6 separate regions of the Mus musculus genome follow, and regions 2, 3, 4, 5 and 6 are each linked to region 1. Evidence: chromatin loops called from intact Hi-C (ENCODE). Cell type or tissue: left cerebral cortex. All regions are shown on one strand. Links, peaks and the distances in the headings refer to the core of each region. The heading gives the core; the rest is flanking DNA.

What was found. A loop is a pair of places that touch in the nucleus more often than their neighbours do. Peaks named below come from ENCODE experiments on the same cell type or tissue, not always from the same donor. Only the 100,000 strongest peaks of a DNase experiment are listed, where the experiment ranks them.
Region 2: a loop joins it to region 1, with 5 times the contacts of the local background. A loop is called at or near these places in 12 of 42 quality-filtered maps.
Region 3: it touches region 1 in a loop (2.2-fold over the local background); 3 of 42 quality-filtered maps call a loop at or near these places.
Region 4: a loop joins it to region 1, with 2.5 times the contacts of the local background. A loop is called at or near these places in 11 of 42 quality-filtered maps.
Region 5: it touches region 1 in a loop (7-fold over the local background); 6 of 42 quality-filtered maps call a loop at or near these places.
Region 6: it touches region 1 in a loop (9-fold over the local background); 2 of 42 quality-filtered maps call a loop at or near these places.

Annotation. Positions count from the first base shown.
Region 1 is chr7:63,669,276-63,674,602 of GRCm38, reverse strand. The region is part of intron 4 of Otud7a (OTU domain containing 7A); the gene reads right to left. Among named protein-coding and RNA genes, the nearest start is that of Gm39023, 180 kb to the left of the region's middle. In left cerebral cortex, for the core only: a CTCF peak has its summit at 2,396 (motif pointing right); a DNase peak (open chromatin) is centred at 2,465; H3K27ac peaks cover 210 bases.
Region 2 is chr7:62,921,685-62,927,011 of GRCm38, reverse strand. No RefSeq gene overlaps it. Among named protein-coding and RNA genes, the nearest start is that of A26c2, 100 kb to the right of the region's middle. In left cerebral cortex, for the core only: CTCF peaks have their summits at 2,161 and 4,569 (motif pointing left); DNase peaks (open chromatin) are centred at 1,915, 2,116 and 4,571.
Region 3 is chr7:63,583,675-63,589,001 of GRCm38, reverse strand. All of the region lies in intron 1 of Otud7a (OTU domain containing 7A), which reads right to left. Among named protein-coding and RNA genes, the nearest start is that of Otud7a, 140 kb to the right of the region's middle. In left cerebral cortex, for the core only: a CTCF peak has its summit at 2,289 (motif pointing right); DNase peaks (open chromatin) are centred at 2,004, 2,336, 2,542, 2,769 and 1 more place; H3K27ac peaks cover 1,236 bases.
Region 4 is chr7:62,912,907-62,918,233 of GRCm38, reverse strand. No RefSeq gene overlaps it. Among named protein-coding and RNA genes, the nearest start is that of A26c2, 92 kb to the right of the region's middle. In left cerebral cortex, for the core only: no CTCF peak of the experiment used is centred there; no DNase peak of the experiment used is centred there.
Region 5 is chr7:63,442,470-63,447,796 of GRCm38, reverse strand. It overlaps Otud7a (OTU domain containing 7A), which reads right to left and starts at 3,025. Exons shown (of 14, transcript NM_130880.1): 1 at 2,870-3,025. 4930554H23Rik (RIKEN cDNA 4930554H23 gene) reads left to right here and starts at 3,268. Exons shown (of 10, transcript NR_131089.1): 1 at 3,268-4,234; 2 at 4,408-4,617. In left cerebral cortex, for the core only: CTCF peaks have their summits at 649 (motif pointing left) and 2,241; DNase peaks (open chromatin) are centred at 545, 2,314 and 3,100; H3K4me3 peaks cover 2,954 bases; H3K27ac peaks cover 2,085 bases.
Region 6 is chr7:63,551,495-63,556,821 of GRCm38, reverse strand. The region is part of intron 1 of Otud7a (OTU domain containing 7A); the gene reads right to left. Among named protein-coding and RNA genes, the nearest start is that of Otud7a, 110 kb to the right of the region's middle. In left cerebral cortex, for the core only: a CTCF peak has its summit at 467; DNase peaks (open chromatin) are centred at 255, 465, 2,188 and 2,905; H3K27ac peaks cover 2,949 bases.

The sequences.
Region 1 (5,327 bases), core at 97-5,096:
TACACCCCTAAACCCAGAAAGAGCAACAGAAACCAAGGAATGGAGAACTCACCAAAGAGATATAAGGCCAGCTTTTAACACCTAAAATTTCAATCATGCCAAACACAGATGCCTAACTGCCAGCATCAAACAGTTAATAGCACACAGAATAATACATTTCTTACGTTTGAAACTATATTCTTCTCTCATATAATACATCCTAACTACAGTTGTCCCTCCCTCCACTGCTCTAAGCTCCTCCCCACCTCACCTCTCCCACAGAGCAACTCCCCCTATGTTGCCTCATCAGAAAAGAGCAGGCTTCCAAAAGATGATAACCAAAGGAGAACAACAACAACAACAAAAAAAAATCAAAGACACCCCCACTCCCTCTGTTAGGAGTCCCACAGAAACCCCAAACTAAACAACCACAATATATAGCAGAAGACTTAGCAGCCACCTTTGTATTCAATAAAAATAATGAACTAGGGTCAGTTGAGCTGTGGCAATCAGTGGAGCTCACATCCCTTGTCATTAACTCGCTAAGCAAAGGTCAATTCCTTCTGCCCGTGGCAGCCAATCCCAGGAGTCCAGGCTGGCAGTGGTTCTGCTCCACACCGTCATCTAGGAATCCATGCATGCGTACACACGGTTATTGTGTGCCATCTTCAAAATGTACCAGCCCACTTGGCCAGGAAGGAAAGAACCCAAGGGCATAGTTTCTCCTGTAGGTCACTGAGATCTTCCCTCTGTGGTGTCTGCCCATTCAGGCTGCCAAGGCTGGGCTGGAATGTTTGTGCTTTTCTCCCTACCATTCCACTGACACATGATGTTCAAAGATCCTGAGAAATGAGTACTAGGGGCTTGTGCAGGGAGAAGAAGGGTGGCTCTTGGTAAACAGCCCGTTGTTTACATCTAAACTCCCAGAAGATGTGGACTTGATCAGAATGTCACCAACCTAAGAAATGACTTGAATGTAGGATACTCAGTACCAATTCCTGTGTGTGTGCACATATCGAATGCGTGTATACAACACATGTATGTACATATGCACACATACATTGATACACTGTATGTGTATTCTGTACATGAAAACTGAGATGAGAGATACCAGAATTTCCTTGGAATTCTCTCTAAAGCCCACGGCGACGAGTGACCTTCATTTTCTCATCTTATTCTTCAACAAACTCACACTGATGTTAAGAAAATCCACAGGGCTTAAGTTCATGTGTCTGGTAGACACGATTTGTTTGTCTGGATAACAGTTGGCTCCTTTTCATTATTTATGTTTTCTTGCTATGTGGCCCAGGCAGGCCTTAAACTGCAATCCTTCTGCCTCAGCCTCCCAGGCACTGGGATTACTGGTTCTGTGCGACCATGCCCAGTTTGACTTTAACTTTAATGAGTATGTTTACAGCTCTAAATGAAAATAAACTGTGGGTTTGATCATTTTATATTGCTTATTAAATAATTTTGATATAAAAAGTTTCAATTTGGTTATATATCTTAAAGAAATAAAAGGAAAGGAGGTTAAAATTATATAGATTGTAGATGCTAACTCTCTGTTGACACAGTTCCACAATTTAAATTGCTTTATTATTTTTTTCTTTCTTTTTTTCAATTTTTATTAGATATTTTCTTCATTTACATTTCAAATACTATCCAGAAAGTCCCCTATACCCTCCCCCACCCTGCTTCCCTACCCACCCACTCCCACTTCTTGGCCCTGGCATTCCCCTGTACTGGGGCATATAAAGTTTGCAAGACCAAGAGGCCTCTTTCCCAATGATGGCTGAGCAGGCCATCTTTTAAATTGCTTTATTATTATATGAATGTATATGTGCTTATGTACTTACATATTGAGAAGTATACCTAAGATCCCCACCTAAGCTTATAAACATAGCATGATTTTCAATTCTTCTCTACATTTAGAGCACAATTAGTCTCAGTGACTGTGCAATTGCAGGGAGAAACACTTTCATAGAAGCCTAAGAAACAGCTAAACGGAACAGCCAAAAGCTACAGGCAAGGACGTAAACAAGAGTATTCTGCTTGGTGGCCCCGGGTCACTTAGCAGTACAGGAAGACACTCCTGGGTGTTGATGACATAAAAATGAATGAAGACTACTGGGTGCTTTGTAATCAGTTAATAATGGGCTGAGCATGCAGGGGACAGCTGTGGTGACCAATGATGGCTGAGAGGTGTGTGTGAAGGGACAAGGAGTCTGCATAGGGGTTACACACCTATCATTTGTGAGTAATGGAATGGAATCTTCTCAAAAGAGAAAGAGAAAGGTGGTGAAGAGCACAGCATATACAAGGGACCAATGATTTGCAAAGCTTCATCAGGGAATTGCACAGAAGTGACAGCACGGGAGAGACTGGGGCTGCGCAGGGAAATAAAGACATGACCACAAGGTGGCAGTAGAACACACAGCTCTCCTGGAGATGCTCAGTCAAGCATTCTCTGGAAAGATGCCCACAGTAGGAGTGGGTGCAAGCACAGCAGGGGCCTGAGGGAGAGGGAGGCTGCTGCTCAGAAGGGAGGAGGCACAAGTCTCCCAGAAGAGACAGACTGCAAAAGGATCCCAGGGGCTGTGACAGCTCATTTGCCATGTAGACCTGACTCTGCCACCAGGTGCCAGACAAAGCCTCAACTGTGACTCTGGGTACATCTCTGACTCTGGGTGAAGATATCGCTTGACAAGATGAGCATAGGAATCTGTAGGCTGGGAGAAGTCTTCCAAGGGTGGTTGGGCCGCATCCAATTGTCACCTGAGTGGAACAGAAATGCTTACCAGGGATATAGCTCTGCTGGCAGGGGAGAGCCTGCTGTCACCATTAATCCTCCTGTCCTACAGCCTCCTTACTGCAAATCATGGGCCCCTTCAGTTCCCACAACTGCATGTGCTAATACCTTGATTCCCTGTGATAGGTACATCACATTCCCTCCTCTCTCCTCCTTTCTCTACGTACATATATGTCAATGTACAGGAACTATGTAGACACAGACACACAAGCAGAGGCAGAGAGTTTGGAGTCAAACCAACACAAAGCTGATAAGTGTTTTATCAGTTCCTGGGGAGAGGTTAGCAGGCTAGGTAAAAGGCTCTACATAAGTTCTCAACCTGTGGGTTAGGACAGGGGTTGCACATCAAATATCTTTTTTCTACCCTCTGTGCTTTTTTCTTTTTTTTGATTTTTTTATTGGATATTTTCTTTATTTACATTTCAAATGTTATCCCCTTTCTCAGTTCCCCCCTCCCAGAAACATCCTATCACATCCTCCCTCCTCCTGCTTTTATGAGGCTGTTCCTCCACCCATCCACCCACTCCTGCCTCCCCATCCTTGATTCACCTACACTGGGGCATCTCGAGTCTTCATAGGACCAAGGACCTATCCTCCCATTGATGCATGACAAGGCCATCCTCTGCTACATATGCAGCTGGAGCCATGGGACTTTCCATGTGGACTCCTTGGTTGGTGGCTTAGTCTCTGGGAGCTCTAGGGTGTCTGGTTGGTTGATATTGTTGTTCCTCCTATGGGGTTGGGACCCACTTCAGTCCTTTCTCTAACTCCTCTATTGGGAACCCTGTGCTCAGTCCAATGAGCTGTGAGCATCCACCTCTGTATTTGTAAGGCTCTGGCAGGGACTCTCAGGAGACAGCTATATCAGGCTCCTGTCAGCATGCACTTCTTGGCATCCACAATAGTGTCTGGGTTTGGTAACTGTATATGGGCTGAATCCCCAGGTGGGACAGATTCTGGATAGCCTTTCCTTCAGTCTCTGCTCAACACTTTATCTCCATATTTGCTCCTGTGAGTATTTTGTTCTCCTTCTAAGAAGGACCAAAGCACCCACACTTTACTCTTTCTTCTTCTTGAGCTTCATGTGGTCTGTGAATTGTATCTTGGATATTCTGAATTTTGGGGTTAATATCCACTCATCAGTGAGTGCATACCATTTGTGTTTTGTGACTGGGTTACCTCACTCAGGCTAGGTAAAAGGCTCTAGATAAGTTCTCAATATGTGGGTTAGGACAGGGGTTGTACATCAAATATCTTTTTTTTTTAAAGTTGACTTTTTCTCTCATATATTACATCCTAACCACAGTTCTTCCTCCCTCCTCTCCTCTCAGTCCCTCCTTCCCAGTGCCTCTCCTTCCTCCCTCCTCTCCTCAGTCCCTCCTCCCCAGCACCTCTCCCCCAGATAAATTCCATCATTTCCCTTTAGAAAAGAGCAGACCTCCTAGGGATATCAACCAAAGATGCCATAACCAGGGGTGGTGGGGAAGGACTCCATTTTCTTTAAGAAGCTGGCCTCTAAGAGTTTGACAATGCTCCAGTGAGTATACAGGCAACATGATTGGACTAATTTTATTTTTTTTCCTTTCTTCCTTTTTTATTTTTGAGGGTCATCACAAGGGTGCGGCGGGGGGGGGGGAGAGGGTGGACATGGGAGGACTTCGAAGTGAGTGTGATCAGGGTGTGTTATGTGAAATTATCAAATAATCAATAAAGATATTATATTGGGGAAAAAGACTAGGCACATACCCTCATATCAAGGCTGGATGGGACAAATGAGTAGGGAGAAAAGGATCCCAGAAGCAGGCACAAGAGTCAGAGATACCTCTACTCCCACTGTTAGGAGTCTCACAAAAGTACCAGGCTGCACAACCATAGCATACATGCAGAGGACCCAAGGCAGCTCCATGCAGGCTCCCTGGCCTGTCAGGTACCTTGCTTATCAGATATTTATACTACAGTTCATAACAGTAGCACAATTTATAGTTATGAAGTAGCAATAAAATAATTTTATGGTTGGGGGTTACCATGACACGAGGAACTATATTAAAGGGTTACAGCATTAGGAAGGTTGAGAAGCGCTGGCCTAGATGATAGTTACCTCTGCTTGTTTGGACTGTGTTTAAGATAACTGGAGATTTAGGGTTGGAGGACTAGATCAGCCTCAAATTCTTTTGCCCACTATGTATAAGGCTTTTGATTCTAAGCACCACAAAAGGAATCAGAGATGTGAAATTTTGAGTTTGGAGATTGCAGGTTTCTGAGCTAACGCATTTCGTACTCCAACAAAGAAACAACCAAGCAAGGGGTTATAGAGTCAACCTTTGGATCAGTTAAACCACACAAGGCCAGCAGGACCAAAATGATAAGTCTCCCAGTTAGAGCTTTATAAAATACCTAATTTTATAAAGTCTCAGATGGGTTGAAAAAAATATTACTTGATTTCAAAGAGAAATGAGTGAGTTCCGGGAATGGCTCTCTCCTACTCCACCACACCCTTCTGCCGTTCACCCAGGTGTCCAGGCAACACTCTGCTACAACT
Region 2 (5,327 bases), core at 211-5,210, 750 kb after region 1:
GCACACTTACCAGATGAAAGGGCACAGTCCTCCAGCAGGGACATGTTCTCCTCTCAGCAGAATTCTCACCTAGAAGTCCTTGGGGAGTATACAAGGCAATATTTACAGTATGGTCCAGGTGTGTGAAAGTGCAGCTAGTACTCTTCTTAGACACAAAATCAGCTGTGTACCAACCATCAGAGAGAGCTGGCTGCCATGTATATGTACATAGAGAAGGTAATTGATAGCCTTTCTAGGTTTGCTTGACAGAACTCAATTGTGGTCATTCAAAGGCCAGGGAATGGCACCAGATGAAAGAGATAAGGCACTTCTGAGGAAAATATGTCCGTCTAATAATAGCTGGCCTTAGTGATTCCTGCTAGGGGGAAATTGAATCTAGCTTAATAGTCGACTACAGAGCTTAGGATTTCCTCTGTCATTTAACTAGTGGGCAATGCTCTGTTGTTTTCTGACCAAGACCATGTCTGCCAGGCATGAGAATCACATTCATAGTCAGTGCTGGGTTCTGCCTCCTCAGTAGATATAATACCGAAAAATCAAATAGAACCAATGCTTATGAAGCAAGGAAAGCTTACATGACACAGTTTCAAACTAAGAATCCAATATGTGAGTCCCTCAATAATATGAGCAGGAACTGTCTCTATCTCTGTTGTGAGCTTTTGGAATCCTTTCCTATAGCTAGGCTGCTTTGTCTGGCCTCAGTGGGAGAGGATGCTCTTAGTCCTGTTGTCAGGACAGGGTAGGTGGGTACCCAGGAGGGTTCTTTTCTCTGAATGAGGGGAGGTATGAGCATGCAACTTGGAGGAGAGGAAGGAAGGGGCCCGCCATCAGACTGCAAAGTGAATAAATAAACAAATTAATGGAGGAAAAAAAAGACATTAGGTTTTGTTCCAAAGGGTTTGTGTTATAATCAATTGTGCTATGAATAGGGTCACAGTTAATCTTTGGACTGGTTCATGCTTGCTTACTTCTCCAGCATAAATCCCCAATAGTAAATCAGTGAGTTTAATTGGCAGCCTGTTCTCTGGACAGGCTGTATCAATACCTACTCCTCAGCAGTGTTTGAGGGCATGTTTCCTGTATGTTTAACAACAGGAGATAGTAGAAGAAGTAGACTTAACGTGCTGTATCTCTGTGCTTGCCTTGGATGCTAAGTCAACGGGTTCAACTGCTACAACTGCAAAAAAAAAAAAAAAAAAAAAAAAAAAGATGTTGCCATTTGTGTTTGTGTAACCATGTAACCATTGTGTTACCTCCAAAGGAGTAATTATAAAGTACACAGTTATCAAGGAAATTAAGTACTACTGTGTTGGTTCCAATGAGGTGTAGATACACAACACAACTGCCCATGTATTTGGAAAGAAGAAAAAATTCTCTTGAAGTATTTTCACAAGTCTGCTGCCGAGTCATGCTTCTAGTTTTGGAATTGCTTCCTTAGGTTATTTACCAGTGTCAGAATTAATATGAGGGCATTTTCCTCACCATAAAATATTCTTTTTATGTAACAATCTTGAACTTCTTATATTTTTACGCATGATTCTAATATTTTCTCTAAGTTTGCATGTGTTTTGTTTAAATGTATTTATAATGTCTGTTGGTTAGAGAAGTGGTCTCTGTTGCCCAGTCTGACCTCCAACTTTTGATGTTCATGTGATTCTCCTGCTTCCTGACCCTCACTTAGCCGAGACTTTAGGGTGTGTCAGCATTCATGGCTTGTGGACATTTTGTTTCAAGGCAGAAAGTTGAAAAAAAAACCAAAAACGTGTTTTCATGGAGCTGGAGAGGTGGCTCAGAGATCAAGAACACATTGCTGCTTTTGCCCAGGACCAAGTTCAGTTCCCTGAACCTATATATAAGGGTGAGTTGATGAGCTTTGCCTTGCTTCCAAGTCTGTGATGTCACAGGGATTTGGAGATATCATTGGGGTAAAATGTGCCGGAATTTGACTTAGATGGAATCCACAGCGTACACAGACTTGGGAAGGAAGTATTTCTGTCTACACTCATAGGCATATATTTATATTTTTAAATGAATTTACAGTGTTCATAAATGTATAAATATGTAAATACACATCTCAAGTAGATGCTTATTCTCTGGGCTCAGTTTTTAAAACTGTGTCTCAGGATAGGCTGTACAATAGCACCCACTTGTGGTAAATATAGCAATTGCACCCTTCTCTCAGAAGGACCATTCCCCAGTGGTTGATTGCTCTGTTGTCCTTTGTGAACTAAAAACAAACAAACAAACAAACAAAAACAAAACAAAACAAAAAACTGTCTGAGGTTTGGTATTGCGGGCTTCTGTACAGAGTACTGCAGTTGGACCTCTGTAAGAACACATGTGTGGGTTTGGCATCAGGACCGAAGCAATCAAGTTTTGGTCTTCTATACTCATGTAGTTCTGCCCATATGGAACTGGCCCTAGGGAGCCGTAGTAAAAAGTCCTGACCTGTTCACTGAAAAGAAGCTTCTGCAAAGACCTGCGTTTAGAACACTTCCACTTGTTGAGCATCTTTCCAGACAAAGGCTTCATTCTACATTATTTTCTGTGCAATGAACTCCTAGCAGTGCAGGTATAGAGGTTCGATTCTAAAGCTCTGGACTTAGACACCCATGTAGATGTGAAATGTCTGTAGACAAACCTGTGACCCTGCATGGGAAGTAGACAGAAGTCTGGCTGACCTTTGCCTAGAATGCCTGCTATGTCACCATCTGGGCGTCAGGCTGCTTGAGATCTAAAGTGAAAACTGCCAGGCCATCGTCCTCGTGGCCACCTCAGCATGGGCAGACACAAGGGAGTCCTGCATATGTGCATCCAGATGTTTTTATATTCACTTAGCAAGTTGAATATCCATCTGTATTCAATCATGCCCATCCTTTTCTCACATAAAAATGGATCTGTATATAAATGTCGATATGATGGAAGACTTGAGGCCTTTCAGAATACTGCAAGGGATTTCGTGTAAGTGAACATTTACTGCAGTAGAAAAACCTTTGCCTTAGGTGGCAAGTACAGCTTTGATATGCAATATGAAGTTTGCACTTAAATAGATATTCAAGCAAATTGATTTATTAATGTGGATGTGTAAACTGTTGACTGGGGAAGATGAACAAACACCAAGAAACCTACAGTTACACACCTGCAACGTGTTCTCATGCTGAGGGGTTTGGGGCCTGTGTGATTCTTTTGGCAACTCTGGAAGGTGAATTCTAATGGTTCCTCCCCCCCCCCCCCCAATCAGGGTAATGTTCTGTTAAATATCCCTGACCCAGTGTCATCACTCGATCTGAAGAAGGTAAATTTGGTTAGCAAAACTTACAGGACCAGACATTCTAGAAAGTGCTTAGAGAGGCCTGAAACACTGTGCCTGCCTAGGTAGATATTGCATCTGCTGGTTTCTCTGGGACAGAACTCAAGTTTGTTGCAGATTACCACTGGGGTGGTGCAGATAGTGTAAGTCGAGGTATAATTAGGATAACTATACAATTTTGGTAGGATAGTCCTGCACTGAGGATTGCCAGGGGCTGGGCCCTCAACCCTAAATGCAAGATCACACCACACCACACACACACACACACACACACACACACACACACACGCTTCTGTTCATCTGTCTGAAACCATCATGTCTATGGTTGTGCCTCTGAAAGCAGTCATTTTTTTGTGTATAATTTATCATTTTAAGGTAAGGAACTTTATTTAAGAATATTTAATTGTGGTTTTACTGGGGAAGAGGGGCAGTTTTTGTTGTTTTATCCAGTGAACCAACACCAGTGGCGTTCTACCTACTGAAAATGTTGCAAGCTGTTTGCTGACTCTGAAAGTTCAAAGGTAACTGCAGTAGACCTTACTGTTAATTTAGATTATGTAGAAGCTAATCAATGTGTATTGATTTAAAAAGCCAGAGTCCTTGAAAAAAATCAATATAAATATCATTTTCAGTCCTACTTAATTTGCATGATTTGACTACCCCCAATCTCCTACAATTGTTGTTTTAATCAATGTTTTGAGTGCTGTGTGTTGTTTTCAACAAATGAGTTATGATTTGACCAATAATTTAATATTTTATTAAAATCTCTGTATTAATATATATGTATATATGTACACACACACACACACACACACACACACACACACACACGTCAGGGTTTTTCTGTTTAAGAGCCCTGGCTGTCCTGAACTTTGTAGATCAGATTGGCCTTCAACTCACAGAAAATGCCTGCTTCTGCCTCTCTAGTGATGGGATTATAAGAGTGCTCCACCACTTCCTGGCTTCATATATTCTATTTTGATCTTGTTTTCTCCTCCCTCAAATCCAAGATCCTCCCAACCACTCTATCATCCAACTTTATGTTCTTCTCAACAACAACAACAACATCAACAACAACAACAACACCCCCACAAAACCCAATAAGACAACTACTCCTGGTCATGGGGCCTGCCTGCCTGGAGTGTGGTTGATATACCCAGTGACACTACATTGCAGAAAACTAATTTTTCCTTTGACAGCTGGTATCAATTGCTAATAACTTGCTTCTTTAAACAACCACAGGTGGGTGGTGTATTGGCGCCCTCCTGTGGTAGAGGTAGCAGCTGTTAGTTTACAGAGTTCATTAGGGCTGACTTCTCAGGTTGCCTTTAGAGCTGTGCAAAATTGTTACAACCCTAGAGACCACACATACTAATATACTAATGACATTATATAGAGGAATCAGGTGTGTGTGTGTGTGTGTGTGTGTGTGTGTGTGTGTGTTGTATGTGTAAAATAGTGTAAGGTGAGGTATGCCCAGGATAACTATATATTTTTCTAGGATAGATCTGCACTGAGGACCTCTTATGTTGTGTGTGTGTGTGCACATGGTATATGTATATATATATACCTCCTAAATATCACTGCCTCTAAATACACTTTCTCTTTTATTCACAATAAACTTTCTCCTACAACATATCTAGGTGCAATCATGACCTTTCCTATTTTATTTCTTTTTATTGAGTTGTGGGGCACCAGCTGTACTATGCATAGCTGCAGGGCAAGAGCTCTGTGTGAGAGCAGGCTGATGTCTCTGGCTGACTTCAGAATGCAGCACAGTATCAGCCTTCCCCCCCCCCCCCTTCCTCTACTCTGAGGCTACACTAACCACAGGTCTCTTGGTTTCTATGTAAGCACCTTTTAACATTCCACAGAGAAGAGAGAGTATATGCTCACCTTTCTGTACCAGCTCTCTGCATTCACTTCTCAGCAGGATCTGATGTTTCATAACTTGTCTCAGTGTCAGGATGCTATTCTTTTTACGGCTGTCTCGTGCTCCCCTGTATATCTGTATTAT
Region 3 (5,327 bases), core at 222-5,221, 86 kb after region 1:
GGGATGCCTCTCTAGACAGAGAAGAAAGAAAGAGACAACAATACAAGAAGAAGAAGAAGAAGTTTCTGTGGTCCCTGTCAAGTATGGGTGAAACACTCAGACAGAAAGAAAATCCAGCAGGAAGAAGCTCTAGAGCTGACATAGTAGTCACTGAGAACCCTGTGGATAGAATGGGTGCAACAGGCAGAACATTCTACCAGGATTAGCAGAAGACGCACTTCTCCAAGTCTACAGGTTTTCCAGGATAGACTTAACAAGTCTAGCAAGACTGAGAACATATCAAACATTTCCCTAAGTACAGTAAAATTGAACTAAAGGCCGTTAAGGAAATTAAGAGAATTCACAGAAAATGAGAAAAATAAAATAATTCACAGAAACATGGAAAATAAACAATGATCTCTTAAACAACCACTGTGTTTAATCAACCATTCAAAGGTAATACCAATATTCTTAAACTATTCAACAAAATAGAAGGGAACATCCCCTTCTCAGAGATAGTATCTCACAATGTAGCCCTAGTTTGTCTGGAACTCACTATGTAGACCAACCCGCACTCAGTCATGTGACAGTCTTCTTGCCTCTGTCTCCCAAATGGCACAAATTATTCTCTGAGGTTATCATTGCTGTCGTCATAAAATAAAGATAGCACAAAAAATTAAGACCATGATAAACATGGGTGAAAATATCACGAACAGAATACTAGCAAACCACATGTAATACTGCATCAAAAAGACTGCTTGCCATTACCAAGTAGTATATACCTTTAAGATGCAAGGATGGCTCAGCACACGAAGTTATCCAATGTGCTACACCACACAGAAAATAAAAGGAAGACTAAAATCTGCAAGGTCTGATAGACATAGAACAATCACAAAAATCCAACAATTTTTAATGACAAAAGCTCCCATAATTTCGGACCAGAAGGAATTTACCTCCACACAATAATGGCCCCTGTGGTAAGCCTCATGACATCATAAGGATAAGGTCAAAGACAAAACAAGATGCTCATTCTGCCACTTCTATTCACAGGATTGTAGGAGTCCTAGACAGATTACTTAGACAAAAAGGTATGAAAGGTCTGCAAACTAGAAAGGAAGACATGAGATCATCTAGGCAGACGAGCCAATATAGAAAGCAGAAAAACCACAGAGAAAAAAATACTAAAAGTGATCAATGAATTTATTACAATCTCAGGATATGAGAGAAACACAGCACCATCAATGAACTAATACAAAAGAAATTAAGAAAACAATCCCATTTACAATACCAGCCAAAGGGATAAAATCCTTAGGAATCAACTCAACCAAGAAGTTAAGGCTTTAAAACACTAAATAATGAAATAAAAGACACGGTTATACATAAAGAGATCTCATGTTCAGAAATTGAAAAAAAATATAAGTGTTACAATGTCAATAATACACAACTGATCTTGAGAGTCAGTGCAATCTTTGAAAAACATCATAATGGAAATCCAATTGAAACATAAAAAGAGAAACTGTAAATTTGTATGGAAAAAAAAAAAGACCTTGAGTACACAGGAGAATTTGAACAAGAATAAAGTTGGAGGCATTATACCTCCCAATTCAAGTGTATTAAAAGCCTGTAATAGTCAAAACCACATGGTACTGCTCTAAAAGTAGACATGTGGATGGTGGGGTGGGTTGAAAGCCCAGACAGAGCAATACAGATCAAGTCACATGATCCTTTCCAAGGCTGCCAGAAGACCTGATGAGGAAAAGGCAGTCCCTCTAACAAATGGTGTTGCAAGGCTGGATAGTCATAGCCAAAGAAAGAAAATGGACTTAATCTTACCTTACACATTCAAATCTTGCCCCAGATATTAAGATGCAAGCCACATACTTGACAAAGGATAAAAACAGATTAAGTTATCAAATATAAGTCCTGAGAATTTAAAGTTTTGTTTTTTTCAAAGAGAACATAAGGGAAACTCTTCTTGCCTTCGGTCTTGGAGATGCTTCTTGGCTGTGATCCCAGAGCATTGACAAGACGGACTTCATCAAACTAAGATGCTTCCATAGAGAAAGAAAAGCCAGTGGGATGGAAGGTAGCTGGCAGGACGGGGGACAAGGTTTGCAAACCATACAAATGGGCTAATTTTCAAAATCTGTAAAATATATCTAATTCATTAGCAAAAGCCCACTGCACAATCTATTAAAAATGGGCAAAGAACTGAACAGACATTTCTCAGAGACAATGTAGAAATCCCCAGCAGGTATATGGGAAGGGCTTAGCATGCTTACTATCTAAGAGCTGCAAACCAAAACCACAAGGTGTCACTGCGCGCCTGTCAGTTAGGGAGCTGTCATCTACACACCCAAGGATGACAACTGATCCCAAGATGAGGAGAAAATAACATTTTGTTTGGTCACTATGGAAAAACACCATAGAGGCTCCTAGACAGGAGTAACCTGGGCAGCCATATGGCACCCAGTTACATTTTTTTTTTTTAATGAAATGGGAGTAATCACTCTCTGATGTAAGACAGGCATGGTAACTCATGCCTGTAATCTCAGTAATAGTGAAGCTGAGGCAGGAGGATTAATGAGAGTTCCAGGCCATCTGGTGCCACTACACTGTGAGTGTGGGATAGTGTGGGCTACAACTTATCTCAAAAAAAAAAAAAAAAAGAGTGAAAGGGACTTGACACACACCATCTGCTATACACCTGGGGTTATATAGAAGGCACTCACTATTGAGCTATATAGATCTTTGTACAATACAGAGAAATCAGACATCAGTGTGTAAAAGCATAGGCCACTGATTGCCCCTCATCCCTTTGGGCAAAAACAGCTCTACTGAGAAAATCTACCCACATGTCATATGATTCATCTATTAAAGTATACACTCCAGAGGTTGTTGGTTGCTGATTGCTGGCATGTTACACTGTTTTTTTTTTTTCTTTTTTCTTTAGGGAAATTTTAAATAAACTGTGTCATTTTAAGCAAACAATTTAATGACATTCAAACAGACTTCTTCAGAGAGCTGCATGCCATCCTTGTACAGAGACCATGGTAAGCTTTTCTGTGTCACTCTCTTTAGTTTATGTGCTGGGGAAGCAAGTGCTTGGTCTCTGGCAACGTCAAAGATGAAGCTAAAGGGAGCGAAAGCATTTGCAGCCATTTGCAAACTGGATGTCAATCAGCAAAGTCTCACCTCTTTAACCCCAGTCTCACACTTCATAGGCTATCAGTCAGGATGGGTGGGAGATTTAGATCTGGTGTTCTGAGATAGGGCCTTTTCATGTAGCAAGGCTGACCCCAAAATATCTCTCTCTCTCTCTCTCTTTCTCTCTCTCTCTCTCTAAAGATTTATTTTTAATTGTTCAATGTATATGAGTGCTCTATCTGCATGTACACCTGCATGCCAGAAGAGCATTACATTACAGATGGTTGTGAGCCACCATGTGGTTGCTTGGAATTGAACTCAGGACCTCTAGAAGAGCAGGCAGTCTTATCCACTGAGTCATCTCTACAGCCCCTCACCTCAAACTCTTTATTTTGCTTGTGTCCACAAAGTGCCATGGTTATAGAAATATGCTTCAACACCTGGCTAGATAGTAGGCTTATGTATAAAACATAAACCTATGAGATGTTAGAATAAAATATTTGGGGCATAGGTCTTTGTGACCTTGATAATAAAACCAATACATTAAACATTATCAAAGTTAAAGCTCCATGAAAGATCCTGAGGCATAAAAGTATTTATTATATATTTCCAAACAGCTACACAAAAGGATTTTGAATATTTTTCAAACAGAAATGACAAATGTTTGGGGTAATGGATATGATGATAAGTGTGATTTGTTCATATTATACATTGCACACACTTATCAAATGCAATGCTGAGACCTACAAATATGCAAGTATATATTAAACATATAAAATATAAATATATATTAATATATATTAAGGTAAAGAGAGAAGTTATAGGCTGAGACAGACTTACAAACCACATACTTGACAAAAGAATTTAGTCAAATTTATAGTGAACTCCTGAAATCCAACACTAAAGACAGATGATCAATTAGGGCATGGGCAAAGGAGAAGAACTATCCCTACTCTGTGTTGGACACATCTACATGTGTTGATGCTCAGGGCCTTTGCTTCTTTGGCTAGTTCTGTCCTTACTCCTTACATCAGAAACCACTCAAAAGCCCTGCCCACAGCCGTCCCTCTCCTGACTTCCTGACCAGCCCCTGTGCTTCCCTGGGTGGCCCCCTGTGACATGGCATGACATGCCCCCTTCTCCCAGGAACTGTGAACAACTGTCCACTTCTCCCTCCCTTCCCTATTTCCTTACAGTAGCAGGAATCAATTGCAGGGATTTTCTATGCTAGACAAGTGCTGAGTCACACCCTCAGCCTTCTCTTTACTTTTTGAAAGGTGGAGAAAGGGCTTCTCATTAAGTTCCAAGCTTAGCCTTGCACCCACTCTGTAGTCTAGGCTGCCCTTGAGTTTTCTATCCAGAGGAACTGGTGGTAAAGGCCTGTGCTATTCTGCTGCATCACAACTATCTCTTCAGTGGCAGTCAGTTCCCTGAACTACTGACCTTATTAGTTGACAGATTTTCAGCTGATACATAATCATGCATTCGTGAGCATGTGTATGTCTGTGCTTTGGTTCCTTGAGACCCCAGTAACACCAGATTGGAGCATTTTCTTGCTTCAGCCTCCAAATCTCTGTGATTACAAGTATAATCCATAAAGCCCAGATCGATCCTTTCCTTCCTCCTTTCCCCAATATTTTCTGCCCCCCCTTCTTATTTCCTTTTCTTCTTCTGGAATTGATCCTAGGATCTTGTCCATACCAGGTAAAGGCTTTAACACTTTAATCCTGAGCTAAAGCTCTAGTCCTCACACCATTTTAAAGCAACTTGTCTTGGAGATTATGACCAGATTTCACATACTCAGGCCTCCTCCACTTACAAAATATACTTCCATTCTTAGTCACAGTTTTTTGATTGCTTCATCAAACCCAGAATTAGAAGGGATCATTAGAATATGAATAAAGAAATGGAGTTACCATTTCCAATTTGCTTCCCACTGGAAAGAATGAATCCAGCAAGGCTCTGTTCCCTCCCTTACACTTTGTATGATGTCCCCACATCAGAAGTTATATGGGGAGGATAATAAGTCTGCGTCCATTGTCTGAGATTATGAGTAATTCTTCCTACTCTGTTTATGGCTCAGAAGAGATCCCAGAACAGACGAGACTGTGGAAATCACAAAGACAGGAGTACATAGTGATGAACAGTTTATGCCAAATACCATAACCTGGCTAGCTTAGGGAAGAGCAAAGCTAGAATTC
Region 4 (5,327 bases), core at 263-5,262, 760 kb after region 1:
TTTTTTAGTTTTGTCCATTTGCCTGAAAAGTTCATGATATCCTTGTTTTTAATTGCTGAGCAGAATTCCATCGTATAAGTGAATCACGTATACCTTTATCCATTTTTCAATTGAGGGTCATCTGTGTTGTTTTCAATTTCTGCTGTTTCGAATAAAGTTACTATGAACATAGTTGAGCCAGTGTTATTGTGGTGTGGTGGATCATCTTTGGGTATATGCTCAGGAATGGTTTAGCTGTCTGTTGGATGTAGGGTTGGTGAAGACCTTTTCCCATTCTGTAGGCTATCATTTTGTAGCATTGATGTGTCCTTTGCCTTACAGAAAGCTTTTAGTTTCATGAGGTCTCTGTTATTAATTGTTGATCTTAGTACCTGAGCTATTGGTGTTCTTTTCAGGAAGTTGTCTTCTGTACCAGTGTGTACAAGGCTATTCTTCACTTTTTCTTCTAGCAGATTTAGTGTATTTGATTTTATATTGAGGTCTTTGATCTACCTATACATGTGTTTTCTGCAGGGTGATAAATATGTATCTTTTTGCATTCATCTACATGCTGACATCCAGTTAGACTAGCACCATTTGTTGATGATGCTTTCTTTTTCTGTTGTATGATTTTGGCTTCTTTGTTAAATATCATGTGTCAGTATGTGTGTAGGTTTATTTCTGGATCTTTAGTTCAATTCCATTGATCAACCTTTCTGTTTCTATATCAATACCATAGAGCCTTTATTACTATTGCTGTGTAGTTTTGCTAGAAATCAGGGATCGTGATACTTCTAGAAGTTCTTTTATTTTAGCTATTATGGGCCTTTTGATTTCTCATATGAAGTTGAGAATTGGTCTTTTAAGGTCTGTAAAGTATTCTTGGAATATTGATGGGAATTGCATTGAATATGCAGATTGATTTTGGTAAGATGGCCATTTTTACTATGTTAATCCTACTGATCCATGTGCTTGGACTCTTCTGATATTTTCTTCAGTTTCTTTCTTTAGAGACTTGAAATTCTTGTCATCTAGTTCTTTCACTTGCTTGCTTAGAGTTACATCAAGATATTTTATATTATTTGTAGTTATTGTGAAGTGTGTTGTTTTCTTAATTTGTTTTCAGGGTGTTTATCATTTGTATAAAGAGGGATACTTGTGGGGCATTAGGCTATGCACAGACAGCCTGGTTTCCAGTTGAGGCTAGATGTTGAACCCCAGGACCCGGTGGTGATATTCACCTACATGGGACAGAAGGAGTTCTCTCATGTCTCCTGGAACTCTGGCTCCTGTCAAAGTTACCGCCCCCTAAGCCCCTACAAGAGAAGCATGGTTAGTAGTCACATAGGCAATGTCCCAAGCTTCTGACCTTCAGACTAAACTCCTCCCCAGTTACCTAGCAACAGTAAAGATAGCAGCATACCATAAGAGGGGCTGTATGGCCCCACTTTACTCCTCTTGCTCTCTTGCTCTTACTCCCCTTACTCTGACTCTTCCCTTTCCCCTTTCCCCTTCCCCCTCCCCTCCCCTCCTCTCCTCTCCTCTCCTCTCCTCTCCTCTCCTCTCCTCTCCTCTCCTCTCCTCTCCCTCTTACTCTAGCCTTTCTTCTCTCTCTCCTTTGACTGTCTCTGTTCATCTGTGCTTACTCTTGCCTGCGTGGGAACCTCTCTCCCTCAGTCCTCTCTCCCTTAACCCTGTGAGCTACAGGGTGTCTCCCTGGGGCCCCTGGTCAGGGGCTACCCCCTGTCCACCCCCCAGTCAAATGGGGTCAGTGGCTTAGATGCCCACCTGGGGCCAAGTGGAAAGCGTCTGGCAGCCATGCTGCGTCCGCCTGCCCAGAGCATAGGAGGAACTCTGGCCAGATGTGAGCTATCCTCCCTCCCCCCTCTTTCCCCTGCCCCCCTTTAGTTCCCACAGATACTGATTGTTTTCTTTTAGATTATATTAAAGGTAGGCTTATTGGGAAGCTGCTCTCAGGTTAGTTCACTGGCCTCAAGGATGAGGCTAGGGAAGTCACCATGGGGAAGGGGAATGTAGGGAAAGGAGACAAAAAGAAAGAAAACTTAGGCACAGAGAAAAAAGAAAAAGAAGAGCCTGGTTTTTTTTTTTTTTTTTTTTTAGTTAATTTTGTACCCAGCCACTTTGCTGAAGTTGTTCAACAGCTGAAGGAGTTCTCTAGTAGACATTTTTGTGTCAGTTATGTATATTCTCATATCATACGCAGAGCAATAGTTTGACTTCTTCCTTTCTACTGTGTATCTTGTTTATCTCCTTTAGTTGTCTTATTGTTATAGCTAGAACTTAGAGGACTATATTGAATAGATAAAGAGACTTTGGACAGCCCAATCTTGTACTTGATTTTTGTAAAATTGCTTTGAGTTCTTTTCAATTTATTTTTTTGTTGCCTATTTGGTTGCTTATATTACCTGTATTGTGTTTAGGTATGGGCCTTGTATCCCTGATCTCTCCATAACTTTTAACACAAAATTGTGTCAGGTTTGGTCAAAGGGCTTTGTAGCATCTAATGAGATGATCATATATACTTTTTACTCTTTCATTTTGTTTGTGTGGTGGGTTACATTGATAGATTTGATGATATGCACTGGGATTTTGAATTAGGAATCGTCTCCTTCTGTTCCTATTACTCTTGGGTTTGTCTTTTCATAGTGTCCCGGATTTCATGGATGTTTTGTGTCACAAACATTTTAGATTAGGCAGTTTTTGACTGACACATTAATTTCTTCTATCATATTTTCTATTCCTGAGATTCTCTCTTCCTTTTCTTATATTCTGTTGTTGATGCTCGCACCTGTTTTTCCTGTTCTCTTTCCTAATTTTTATGCCTCCAGGAGTGCCTTAATTTGTGTTTTCTTTTTCTGATTCTCTTTCCTGTTTTAGGTCTTGAACAGTTTTATTTCATTGCACTTTCCCATATTTCTTTTTTATTAGACATTTTCTTTGTTTTCATTTCAAATGTTATCCCCTTTCCTGGTTTCCCCTCCAAAAATCCCCTATCCCCTCTTCCCCCCCTCTGCTAACCAAAGCACCCAGTCCTGCTTCCTGATCCTGGCATTTCTACACTGGGCCATTAGGTCTTCACAGGACCAAGGGCCTCTCTTCCTATTGATGACTGACAAGGTTATCCTCTGCTACATATGTGGCTGGAGCCATGGGTCTCTCCATGTGTACTCTTTGGTTGGTAGTTTAGTCCCTGGGAGCTCTGGGGGTCTGGTTGGTTAATATTGTTGTTCCTCCTATGTGGCTGCAAACCTCTTTAGCTCCTTCAGTCCTTTCTCTAGCCCCTCCATTAGGGACTCTGTGCTCAGTCCAATGGTTAGCTAAGAGCATCCACCTCTGTATTTGTCAAGCACTGGTAGACCCTCTCAGGAGACAGCTATATCAGGCTTCTGTCAGCAAGCATTTGTTGGCATCAACAATAGTGTCTGGGTTTGGTATCCGTATATGGGTTGAATCCCCAGGTGAGGCAGTCTCTGGATGGCCTTTCCTTCAGTCTCTGTTCTGCACTTTTTCTCTGTATCTCCTTCCATGAGTATTTTGTTCCCCCTTCTAAGAAGGACTAAAGTATTCACACCTTGCTCTTCCTTCTTCTTGAGCTTCATGTCATCTGTGAATTGTATCTTGGGTCTTCCGGGCTTCTGGGCAAATATCCATTTATCAGTGAGTACATACCATGTGTGTTCTTTTGTGATTAGGTGACCTCACTCAGGATGGTATTTTATATTTCCATCCCTTTGCCTAAGAATTTCATGAATTGATTGCTTTTAATAGCTGGGTAGTACTCCATTGTGTAAATGTACCACATTTTCTGTATCCATCCCTCTGTTGAGGGACATCTGGGTTCTTTCCAGCTTCTGGCTATTATAAATAAGGCTGCTATGAACATAGTGGAGCATGTTTCCATATAACATATTGGAGCATCTTCTGAGTACATGCCCAGGAGTGGTACAGCTGGGTCCTCAGGTAGTATTATGTCCAATTTTCTGAGGAACTGTCAAACTGATTTCCAGAGTGGTTTAACCAGCTTGCAATCTCACCAGCAATGAAAGAGTGTTCCTCTTTCTTCACATCCTTACCAGAATCTGCTGTCACCTAAGTTTTTGACCTTAGACATTCTGACTGGTGAGAGGTGGAATCTCAGGGTTGTTTTGATTTGAATTTCCCTGATGACTAAGGATGTTGAACATTTCTTTAGATGCTTCTCAGCCATTTGGTATTCCTCAGTTAAGAAGTCTTCGTTTAGCTCTTTACCTTATTTTAAAAATAGGGTTATTTGGTTTTCTGGAGTCTAATTCCTTGGGTTCTTTGTACATATTGGATATTAGCCCTCTATTGGATGTAGGGTTGGTAAAGATCTTTCCCCAATGTGTTGGTTGCTGTTTTGTCCTAATGACAGTATCTTTTGCCTTACAGAGGTTTTGCAATTTTATAAGGTCCTCTTTGTCAATTCTTGATCTTAGAGCATAAGCTATTGGTGTTCTGTTCAGGAAAATTTCCTCTGTGTCCATGAGCTCGAGGCTCTTCCCCACTTTATTTTCTATTAGTTTTAGTGTATCTGGTTTTATGTGGAGGTCCTTGATCCACTTGGAGTTGACATTTGTACAAGAAGATAAGAATAGATTGATTTGCATTCTTCTATATGCTGACTCCCAGTTGAGCCAGCACCATTTGTTGAAAATGCTGTCTTTTTTTCACTGGATGGTTTTAGTTCCTTGGTCAAAGATCAAGTGACCATAGGTGTATGGGTTCATTTCTGGGTCTTCAATTCTATTCCACCGATCTACCTGCCTGTCACTGTGCCAACTCACTCTCTCCCTACCTATTCAGTACTACTCAAAGTCATAGCCAGAGCAATTGGACAATAAAAGCAGGTCAAAGGGATACAAATTGGAAACGACAAAGCCAAAATATCACTATTTGCATATGATAGTATACTTAAGTGACCCCTAAAATTCCACCAGAGAACTCCTGTATTTCTTTAAGGGGTGTATTCATTTCCTATTTAAAAGCCTCTGTCATCTTTATAAGATTGGATTTAAGGTCATCTTCTTGTGCTTTAACTATGTTATGATATCCAGGGATTGCTGTAGTAGGCTAGCTGGGCTCTCATGTTGCCAAATTGCCCTGACTCTTGTTGGTTATGCTGTTATTATCCTATCTTGTAGCCATCTGATTATCCTGATTGTTTGGTAGATATTCTTGATGCCAGCAGAACTCCTTGGGGAGGCAGTCAGAACCAACAATGGATCTCAGGGAACAGGATCATGCTCACTTCTGCTGGCTGTGACCTGAAGGCACTTTATTGTCTGGGAAGGAGTTTACATTGAACA
Region 5 (5,327 bases), core at 124-5,123, 230 kb after region 1:
CACAGCCTCCCAGGGTCACATGACTGAATAACTGGAGGCGTACATTATGGACATATCAACCACATTAAGATTTTAAAAAAAAGTAGTTGTTTACTTTCTCTTGTTCTCATTTTCTAGGGGATAAAGCTGAACATTGATTAAACATTTGCTTTTTTCCATCAGAAAGACCTCAAGGCTGATAACCCTGCCAAGGAGGGCAAGCAGGTCACCTGGGAGGTACCACAACACAGAGAGCCTGGGTTTGGTCAGTTGGAAATGAACACCAGGGGCAACTGTTATGTAGGAGGTTGCCAAGGGTGGCTCTCACCAGCACACAGGACTGCATGTCGATGAGGACAACTCTTGTCTCCAAAACAGTACTCCTGAAATCAAGTCTTCAGCCTCAAGGTGTGGTAGGTACCAACAGCTATTCTTCAAAGACAGGGGCAATTCAGAAGGCTCACACTGATGGCCCCCACATCTGGCCACTCAAGTGCATATCCTCTCTGTTTTCCATTCCTTGGGCACACAGTGGGGGAGGGGGAAATTAGGAGATTATGCATGAGATACACATACATGCACACACAGGAACCACCCATCCAACATAAATATTTGGTAATTCTCTCCAAGCATCTGGTAGAGGCACAGCCAAGGCACATCCAGCACGCCCCCTACTGGTTTGGCAGGAGCTGACTCAGCCTTTATTCTATGGGCCTAAGTCAAGGATGAATGACCTTAAAATCCAGAGGGACAGACAAAAATGGCAAGATAAAGCAATTTGGGCTTCTTAGAAATGAAGAGCATAATACTCAACTAAATACATTTCAGAGATGTTTTCAAAATGTTACAGGAAAAAAATGTTACTAATCCCTATACATCTAGAGGAAACAGTTAGTGTTGAGTATTCATAGTTACAACGAATAAATTCTCACAAGTGTACAGGTGGAGACGGTGGATACAAAGGCCACCATAGTTTCAGAGACTCAATTTCCACAGTACATGGCACTAAAACCACTCACCCCTGAAGGCACTTTAAACACAGAAGGATCTTGGCACCTAACACGAGCTCAAGTTCACAAGGCAACCTGTGTAAGAGAAATACCACAGAAGAGCAGTACCTGTGGCCAATTTCACTCCATGGGTTATTCTCTCAGCATACCGCTGTGAATAAGTTTGACATTATCAAGAGGTCAGAGACTATGATGTACACATTGCTCACTCACTGGTGGCTGCTCCCTCTCCTCCTCCAGCAATGGGGGGGGGGGGGCTCAGAAGTTTACTTCCCAAAGGTACATCTGCTACCTAATCTAGGCACAGTTGTGATTAGTATGTAGCCAGACTCCATGAAGTAATGATTTGCATTCACGATCACCCTGAACACCAAAAGTCTACAGTAACCACTATTTCCAGGGTTCCAGATTCAAACCTTCCTGTGGCATATGGCACTAAGTTCCTTGCAAACCCAATATGATCACACTAATAATTTAAGGCATCCTTATTTTAACCAATTAGGAGGTGCCATTAATTATTAAATACAAAAACATCAATACTTTGGTCTCTTATTAGATCTCCTTTTGATACAACAGGCCTAAGTAGATGTTCGGACTGTCTTGGGAACTAGCTTTCGGCTGTTCCCATAAGAGCAGATACTAATGGCATACTCATATAATCAAATGAGGGCATGCTGCTGGCATTTATTGAGGAATTTTCTTCCAGAACTTGGTGTGCTGTGTAGATCTTAGGCTCTCATATTCCTTGAACGCTTTGGATAGGTCTTGGGGTCTGGTGGGACACACAAGTGCTAAAAGAGCCCTAGAGTAACCAGCACCTCTCCCAGGCACACCCTAGACGGGGATGTTGGTGATGGAGGAACCCTTCAGATTCACCTGAAGCAATCAAGGCCTGCAACGACCCTGCTCTAGTCCCATTGTCTGCCTTTGCCTGGACACACACTAAATAGATTTTTTAAAAAAAAGAAGTGTTTCCCATACAGGTCATTTTCATTAACAGAGATAAGGCAAGGTACAAGCATGTACTGCCATACCTGATGGATCTGTGTGCTCTGGATCAGCTGATTTCCAGACCTGTAGGGACACATTTTCTTTCAGCCACTCTCTCAAATGTACTAATCTTCAAGCCAACAGAATAAAAACTGCACTTTATGAGGTTTTCGAGTTTTGAGCGCAGAGAAGCAAATTCGATGGCTAAGATTCTCAAAGAGCTGCAGTAGCTGTACCGGTCGGGAGGAGGGTACACTTGAGCGGTTATGTCCAATGAAGGAAAGTTTTAGTTAATGATGACATCACTGACATCTCCCAAATTTAAAGGAGCACTTAAAGCACAGCAGATACAATTTTCCCCCTCCAGTGAGGAGATACTAGGGAAGGCCTCTGGGTTCAGAGCCAAATTGCATCAACCCTTCGCAGCTGGCCAGTCAGACCCAGAGAAGTACGCGGGGGCCACCGTGACCCACGTAGCCATAGCCCCTGTGCAAGCCGCCTCAGGCGCCGCTCTGAGCTAACCCTGCCCTTCGGACCCCCAACGCGCCCCCACGGACCGAGGGCCCAGTCCCGCGCGCTTGCCATCACGTTCCAGTGCGGAACCGCGAAAAGGGCCAGGAGGCAGCCGCCGGAGCCAGCGGGAGCGCCGCGCCCTACCCTCGCCCGGCTGAAGCCGGAGCCGGTGCCCGTGGCGCCCACGAGATCCCGAACTGTTCCCGCAATGCAGACGCGCAGTGTGAGCCCTGCGCCCCCAGCGTCCTGCAGCCCCTGCCCAAGCCCACTCGCCTCCCGGCCAAGCGCAGGGCGACCCCGCGCCGCGCGCCCCATCGCACCTGCCCGCTGCGCCCGGCCCGCCGCCCGCCGGCAGCACCGTGGCCAGCGCCGCTTACCTGCCGCGCAGCCCGCCGGTCCGCCCGCAGCGCCGCAGTCGCCGCTAGCCGACTTCCATCTTCCCTGGCTTCGGGAAAACCAGATCAGCTGTTCCGCTCGCGCCCAGCCGCGGCCCCCTCCCCAGCTGCCGCGCGGCGCCCGGGCCTCTCCTCCCCCGCCTTCCTGGCTGCGCCGCGCTCCGCCCCCCGCGCCCCTCCGCTCCGCCCGCGGTCGCGCGCAGCGCCCGCCTCCCGGCTCCGTCCGCGGCCCCGAGGCGCGCGCCCTGCCTTGACGTCACCGCTTCCACCGTGCCCCGCCCCCGCCGAAGTGGTGCGGGTAGGGGAGCGCGCGTGCTCGTGGCCACCGTTGGCCTCGGTCGCGCCGAGCTCTGCGAAGACGCGCTAGGACCCGCTGTGTCCCCATGCACGCGCTCCCATGTTTGCCCCCTTAGGGTGTAGCCTTTTGAGGTTGTCCCTGGACTTAGGGAAACCCACCCTCCCCTCTGCCCTGCTCATCTTTTCTCTAGTGGTCTGCATTCACCTTTGGTTTCTTTCTCTGGGCTGGCTCTCTTTTTCTAAACACCCTAAACTTTGACTGTTTCCACGCCCCTCTGACCTTCCCCTATTTCTTTCCCCATTAATAATGTTTACATGACTGTTTTAGACGTTTCCTCCGTGGTGACTGTTTAAGACTTTTCCTCCAGCCTGATATCAAGTGGATGCCACTGCTTTCTGCCCTCTCATTTAACCGTCTTGGTGTAGCTTTTGCCTGTTAGGTTCAGAGCTGGGCGTTTCCACATTCTTGGTCTCTTGTTCAAGAAACTGAAATAACAGTGCATAGGTATAGCAAGCTAACAACAAAACAAGGCCATAGTACAAATAAGAGATATACACAGCCGACAGCGGGCCACATCAGTGAGCACACTCAAAGGCCCTTATTATTTGGAGGGTTCATTCTATGGTCTTCCAGAAAAGGAGACATTTAGTTGCTAAAGGATGTAGCGTCAGTGGTTCTCTGTTTTGATTGACAGAGCAGATTATGTAAGCCATTTGTCACTATGCACGTCCTTTCCTATAATGTGTTTTATTTTAATCATATGCACACCCAACTTTGCATAGTCATAGGATGGTTAAATGGTGTGTTCTTCCTAAAAGTTCACTCAGAGCACATCTTTCCTTATTGCATATACACACAAGACTAGTTCAAACTGGATTAGGATTCCATTCTTATATAGCTGGAATCTAACTGAATAGAAACTGTCGATGTCTAACAGTCTTTACAGGAAGGAAAAACCTATTCCACTGTTTCGAGTGGGGTGTAGATACAATTCGGTGCAAATGGATATTCAAGGTTGCCAACGGGTTGCTAGTGCATCGTTAGGAGAGGTGTGTATAACTAAAGTTCCAGATTGCTAAGCTGTGCTTTATGCATAACTTTCTCAACTTCTCTGAGACACTTTTCTCCATAATTTATCAAGATCAGTATTTGAACTGCTTTGTGTTGAGAAGGGGACTAAAGCTGAATAAGGCAAAATCCTCTTTCCTGTTCTGTTCCTAAGGCTGTTATATCTCCTGGATCTCCATTGGTGAATGCTCAGAAAATTTCTCATGCTACAAGTCAAACTGAGCACTCCCTTTGCCTGTTCCGTCAATCCTGGTGGCACTGTTGGAGGAAGGCCATTTGGAATTGAAGTTGTTGGGTTCTGAAGACATAAACTGCATACTTATTGAGAAGAGGAAGAGTCAGGGAGAGGATAGATATCCACTAGGTAAGGGCACTGGGAAAGCCCAGGTCTGTACTGTCAAGTTGTATTGTCCAGGGTTCCAAGTCGGCTTCTCTCTGGAGAATAGTTTTGGTTTTTTTTTTTTTTTTTTTTTTTTTTTTTTTTTTTTTTTTTCCCCAGACTTGTCAACATAAAGGGACCTGCTCAATGACCACATAAAATTTAGGTCAATTTTACAGAATAAATGGTTATTTAGGGCACTAATAGTTCAAGATAAATTTAGGTCCTATCCTGCAATGTGTTAGCTCTCCACAACCACAGATCAGACATCTGCCTTATAGAATTCTTAACATACATGTGCTATTTAATTCTGGGAACTTCACTTCAAAGTTGTCCTTTCACTGCTCTGGCAGTTTGACTGATAGATGCCCTGTATAGGTTCATGAGTTTGAACACTTGGCTACCAGGTTGTGGTGCTGCTTAGGATGTTAGGGAGCATTTGGGAGATAGGGGTGCCTTACTGAGGGAGTGTGGCACCACCTATAGCACACTTTGAGGATTTATAGCCATAACCTACTTGCTCTTCTGTTTTCTCTCTCATTCTCATTCCCTCCCTCCCTCCCTCCCTCCCTCCCTCCCTCCCTCCCTCCTCCCTCCCTCCCTCCCTCTCTTTCTCTCTTTTGCATGTAGATGAAATGTTCCTGCCTCTGCTGCCATCTCCAGCCTAGCCTGTTGCCATGCCTTCTACACAGTCA
Region 6 (5,327 bases), core at 53-5,052, 120 kb after region 1:
GAGAGGTGAGGAGTTTGGTGGAGAATAGAAATAAGAGCACACACCTGTTCAGCATAGGGGGAGTAGCTCCAGCCACCCTCACCCTCTGTACTTGAGAAGCAAAGACACTCAGAGAAGAGAAAGAAAGCCATTGCCTGATCTGTTCTGAGCTAAGGCATTACAATGGAGCAGGGCAGGATCCTTAGCTCCCACAGTCCAGGAGGACCATCTGTTGCAACAGCTTTCCTCTGAGGTCGGTTATATTAGCTGGCTGGTGCTGTGAATTGCCTTGAGAGGCAGAAATCTAGTACTTGGACCCCACGTGGTGATGTTTCCTGGGCCTGTACACTGAGGTACCTGCTGCCTGTCCGTGGGAAATCCAGACGCTGCAGCCTCTTGGGTTCAGGAGAGTGCAAGCAACAATAAATCCAATGGCTTGCATTCACTCGGGACAGAGTCACAGTCTATGAATAGCATTCCATCTGGAAGACTATTCCAATTACTCCTCTAGATGGCCTCCAGGTTCCTTCAAAACAATCTGCTCCCATGTGGATTCTAGACTCCCTTAAATGCTACCCTGTCTGGGCGCAGCGACTACGTAAAGTTGTCTCTAGGGAAGACAGTGTATGCCAGGAGGGACTTTAGAATTAGCTACATTCCTGGGAGCTGCAGGATTCAACTCCGTAATTTCTGGATGGATTCTGGAAGGTTCTGGGGCATGAGTTATCAGCACAAGACACTTTTATGTCAAGTGCTCTGGATCAAGTGGCTTGAGAGCTCTCTAAACCACTAAGCACGTGGGGCCAATGTGGGAAGCTGATAAATGCCTGCAGCTTGGTCAATTTCTGTAAAGATTACAACTTGAGTTGTAATAGCTTTCAGTCTGCAAAGTCATGCAGTTCAATACTGAGTTTCCCGAATTGAGTGTCTTTGCAGAGAACAACCGAATATCTACTCTTGCTCCACTTTTCAAGGTAAAATAAAACAAAACAAAACAATATAAGATAAAAGCATGTCTTGAAAATTGTCACAGCTCATTGCAAAATCGAGAAGAAAATAGCAATGCCAGCACCCTTTAGCCTTTTTATTAGTTAAATACTCAGTGTTGTCGTTTCTAGGGCAATGTTAAGGTAAGTGTGTGTGTCCTTCCCACATTACAAAGGCAACTAGAAAGCCCCACATCTGTTTAACAACAGCACTGGAACATCTCCTATGGGCGGGCCCTTCTGGGGATCCATGAGGATCGGTCGGCGGAAGAAGCAGAGTTCCTCGGGGCTTCTTTTATACCCACAGCATTCATTCCCTGCACAGGATGCAGAAGATGGCTGGGTACTATGGTTAATAATGTAAACAGGCCAAAGGGAGAGCTGAGGCATGTAGGAAGACATTCAGAGCAGGTCTCACTGAGAAAATGCTTCTTTTAAGATGAAGGTCCCTGAAAAATCCCTGTCTGTACTCTGCAGACCGAGGACAGATTAGGACTCAGTTGGAATGGTATAGATTGACAGCCACAGTCATTCCCTAAATAACTATTTATCATCCACCTGAGTATCTGACCTAGCATCTTCTTGAATGTCAGGCAACATTTTTGGAGTATATTTAATTAGCAGGCTACTAGCTAACATTAACCCACAGGTAAGAAAGAATGACACCAGATAGCATCTGAAGTCTAGTAGACATTCCCTACTCCGTTGTTACTCATATCCTTGATGCGCCCACCAATATATTCAGTAAACACATTGACTGTAATTGTTCTCTGACTAATGAGACCTCACGCAGTCACAACTATGATGGACCATGTCATTCAGAAAAACCTGACTCTGTGCTTACAGGCAATGGTCACTCAGAAGAAACTCTAAGTCCCTTAGGAGCAAGGGCTGTGCTTTATGTCAACGGTCTGTAACAAAAGGGAGACGGAAGCAAGCCAGTGCAGGAACCTTGGGGAAGAGCCACGTAGGCTGAGGACCTACAAGTGGGTACATGCATCTGAAGGAAAGTGTATGATGTAGAGGTAGCCAGAACTGAGGTTCTGAGGCACAGGAAGCTACATGATAATGGTTTCCCCTCTGTGTGTACCCAGGAATCACTACAGACTTACAAGCTAAGGTAGTGGAGCTTGCATGCTTAGAGACTCTCTTTGGCTGCTGTTCTGTGTGCAGATGGCAGGGGGGGGGGAGTGGGAAGTAGGAGGAAGGAGAAGAGCTATGAGATGACTCAGGAGGCCTCTGTCTCATCCTCAGGGAGGAGGAGAAGGGACCAAGGGATGGCAGCAGGGTGATGATGAAAAGAGGCGAGATTCTGGATGCACATTGAAAACTCACATTTAGATAAAAATCTTCTAAAATGAAGTAGAAAAGAGGAAAAAGAACTAGAAGAGGTAAGACATACAAAGAGAAAGTACTTAATGAGACTGCTGAATGTAAACTCAAATATGACACTAATTAAATGCAAAGAGACAGATGCTCCAGTTAAAAGCAGCAGGTGGGCAACTGAGTGCAAATTCAACTGTAGACTGGTTGAAAGACATCTAAAACATGATACAGAAAGGATGCAAATGGTATAGACACACACCAGGTAACTTCAGCTAGTGGAAACTGCTGTCACTCCTTAATAGATGACAGAATGGACTCTGACACAGCAGATGTCTACTAGGAATATAAAGAACCCTAAGTAGAAAAACCAAATTTGAGCATATCACTGAAAGCAGTTACCTTGATACAAATAGAATCATGTCACAAGAGCTTCAGATTACACTTGTGTGTGTGTGCATGTGTGTGTGTGTGTGTGTTGTGTGCATCTATGTGTACGTATGTGGAGGCAAAAGGTTAACATTAGATGACTTCCTCTTTTACTTTCCACCTTACTTTCTGAGACAGGGTCTCTCACTGAAATAGGAGCTCACTGCTTTAGCTAGACTGTCTGGCTTCCAAGATTTTCCCATCTCTGACTCCCTCCTCTATTCTGGGGTTACAGACACATGCCACCATATACAGTTGTGTTGGAGTTTGAAACTAAGAAGCTCTTGCTTATGAAGCAAGCACTTGCCCCAACTGAGCCATCTCTCCAGACCCTCCAAAATATTTTTACAGATGGAACATTATTTCTTGAGACATATCATTTTAAAGTGTTCAAAGGATAAGAACATACAAGGTATGCTCTCTGAATCTTTTCATCAAAGTAAAAGATTACCAGCAGGTTTCCATATGGTTAGAAGATTTAATATATACAGCAAAACAACGAGAAGATTGCCCTCAGAAACTAAGGGTGTTATACTGGCAGAGGGACAACTGAAAAGACCAGACAAGAACAACTATAGGTAGCCAGGCAATGGGTCTCTGATAGATATGGCATTGCTGTGACCACCATGAACACAAGACCTAAGACTGGCACACATGCAAATGTGCAGTCACACAGACACTACTTGGGGAAAAGAAAAGGGCTTGTATAAATGGGCAGGGGATAGAAAGGCATCTTGGGGTGATGAAGAGAATATCAATTTACAAATACAGGTAAGAAACTGTTAAAAAATAAATAATTAAATTCAAAACCAACACAGGAAATTAGAAGACAATAATAAAAACTGGAAGCAAATAAAACAGAAACAAAAATATAGAAGACAAGATAGGGGTAATAAGCCAGCCACTGTTTTCTGAAAGAGGAAAACTAGATTAAAACACTAGGGTTGGGGAATAAGGTTCAGGTTTCAAACACAGCAGGCAAGTGCTCTACTTTTAAGCTATAGCCCTCTTCTCATTTTGAACAGGCTGTATATTGAGCCTTAAGAACATCTCAACCCACTTTAAAATGCTGACCCAATATGGTAGATGTCATCTGACACCAGAGTGGTGGGATTGGACTGCGGCGATCAAAAATAAACTATAATGAAAAGTTCCATATACCCAGAAACTAAATAACACACATGTGCGTAGTTCCTGAGCTAAAAGGAGGAAGCACAAGAAAATATAAAATAATTAAAAACATAAACACAATAAAATGTAAAGTTTTGAAAATATAGCTAAATTGTGCTCAGAAAGAAATTCATAGATCTAAAATACATATAGGAAAACCTCCAAAGCTTGAAGTCAATAAGCAAGTTCACCTTAAGTATATATGAAAAATAAACAAGTCAAGACCAAATGTAGTAGAAAGAAGGAAAACAGAAAGAGGTTAAAACGGTAAAATAAGAAATAAAGAATATATTGGTAATGCTAGCACTTGGAAGGCTGAGGCAGGGGGATCACCAGTTAGCGGCTTCTAACTCAACCATTTTCAAAAACTGGTGCTGTCACATTGGATGGCTGCATCTAGTAGAATGAAAATACATCCACATTTATCACTGCACACAAAACTCAACTCCAATGCATTAAAAACATCAATATGATATCAGATATCCTGAATTTGATAGAAGAGAGAGTGGGAAATAGTCTTGGACTCATTGACACTGGAGAAACTTTCTAAACAAGACACCTACAGCATAGTCACTATGAAGAAAAATTATTAGATGGAAAGGCATGAAACTGACTACCTATATGTCAAAAAGGACATCATCTATACAAAGCAGCAGGCTATGTCAAAAAGGACATCATCTATACAAAGCAGCAGGCTACAGAATGGGAAAAGATCCTTACTGCTTTACACATCTGACAGATGGTTAGTATATTGTAGCTAGACTTTTAGCTACTATGTGTGTTTTCTTCCACCATTTCAACTACCTAACACTAGATAGGAGAAAAAAAAAGGATAAATGGGAAAGAGGCATCCTTATTGTTAGATTACTTCCTGTTGATTAGGGGTGTTGAGTTCTTTGGGGGCAAGTATGATCTTCAACATCAGGATACCTAATTTCTTCTTATAGTTGTTTCTTCTTTGTTTTTTAAAAAACTGCAACTAACAGCAACCAACAAAACTGCAAACCAACTAACAACCTACCAACAGCTCCTCTTGGGGTCCTAGCATTTATATGCCCTCTGAAAAGTCCCCAGAATTCCAAACACCACACAACAACAGAAACTATCTGCTGTTGGCAAAATCATACCCTTGCTAGAGCACAAGGCAAATCATAGTCAGTTGCTGTGAACAATCTGAAGCAGCCCCATGTCCCACTCCTGGGTTTAAAATAAAAACAAATTCTTATAATATTTTTGTATTTTTAAAGAAACAAAAGTTCTTACTGTAATCGCTAAAATATAAGAACTAGACATAATAACCCAACTAAAATTTGTATGTATGTATGTATGTATGTATGTATGTATGTGTGTGTATATATATATATATGTATATATGTATGTATATATATATGTATACACACACACACACACACACACACACACACACACAAAGTTCTCAAA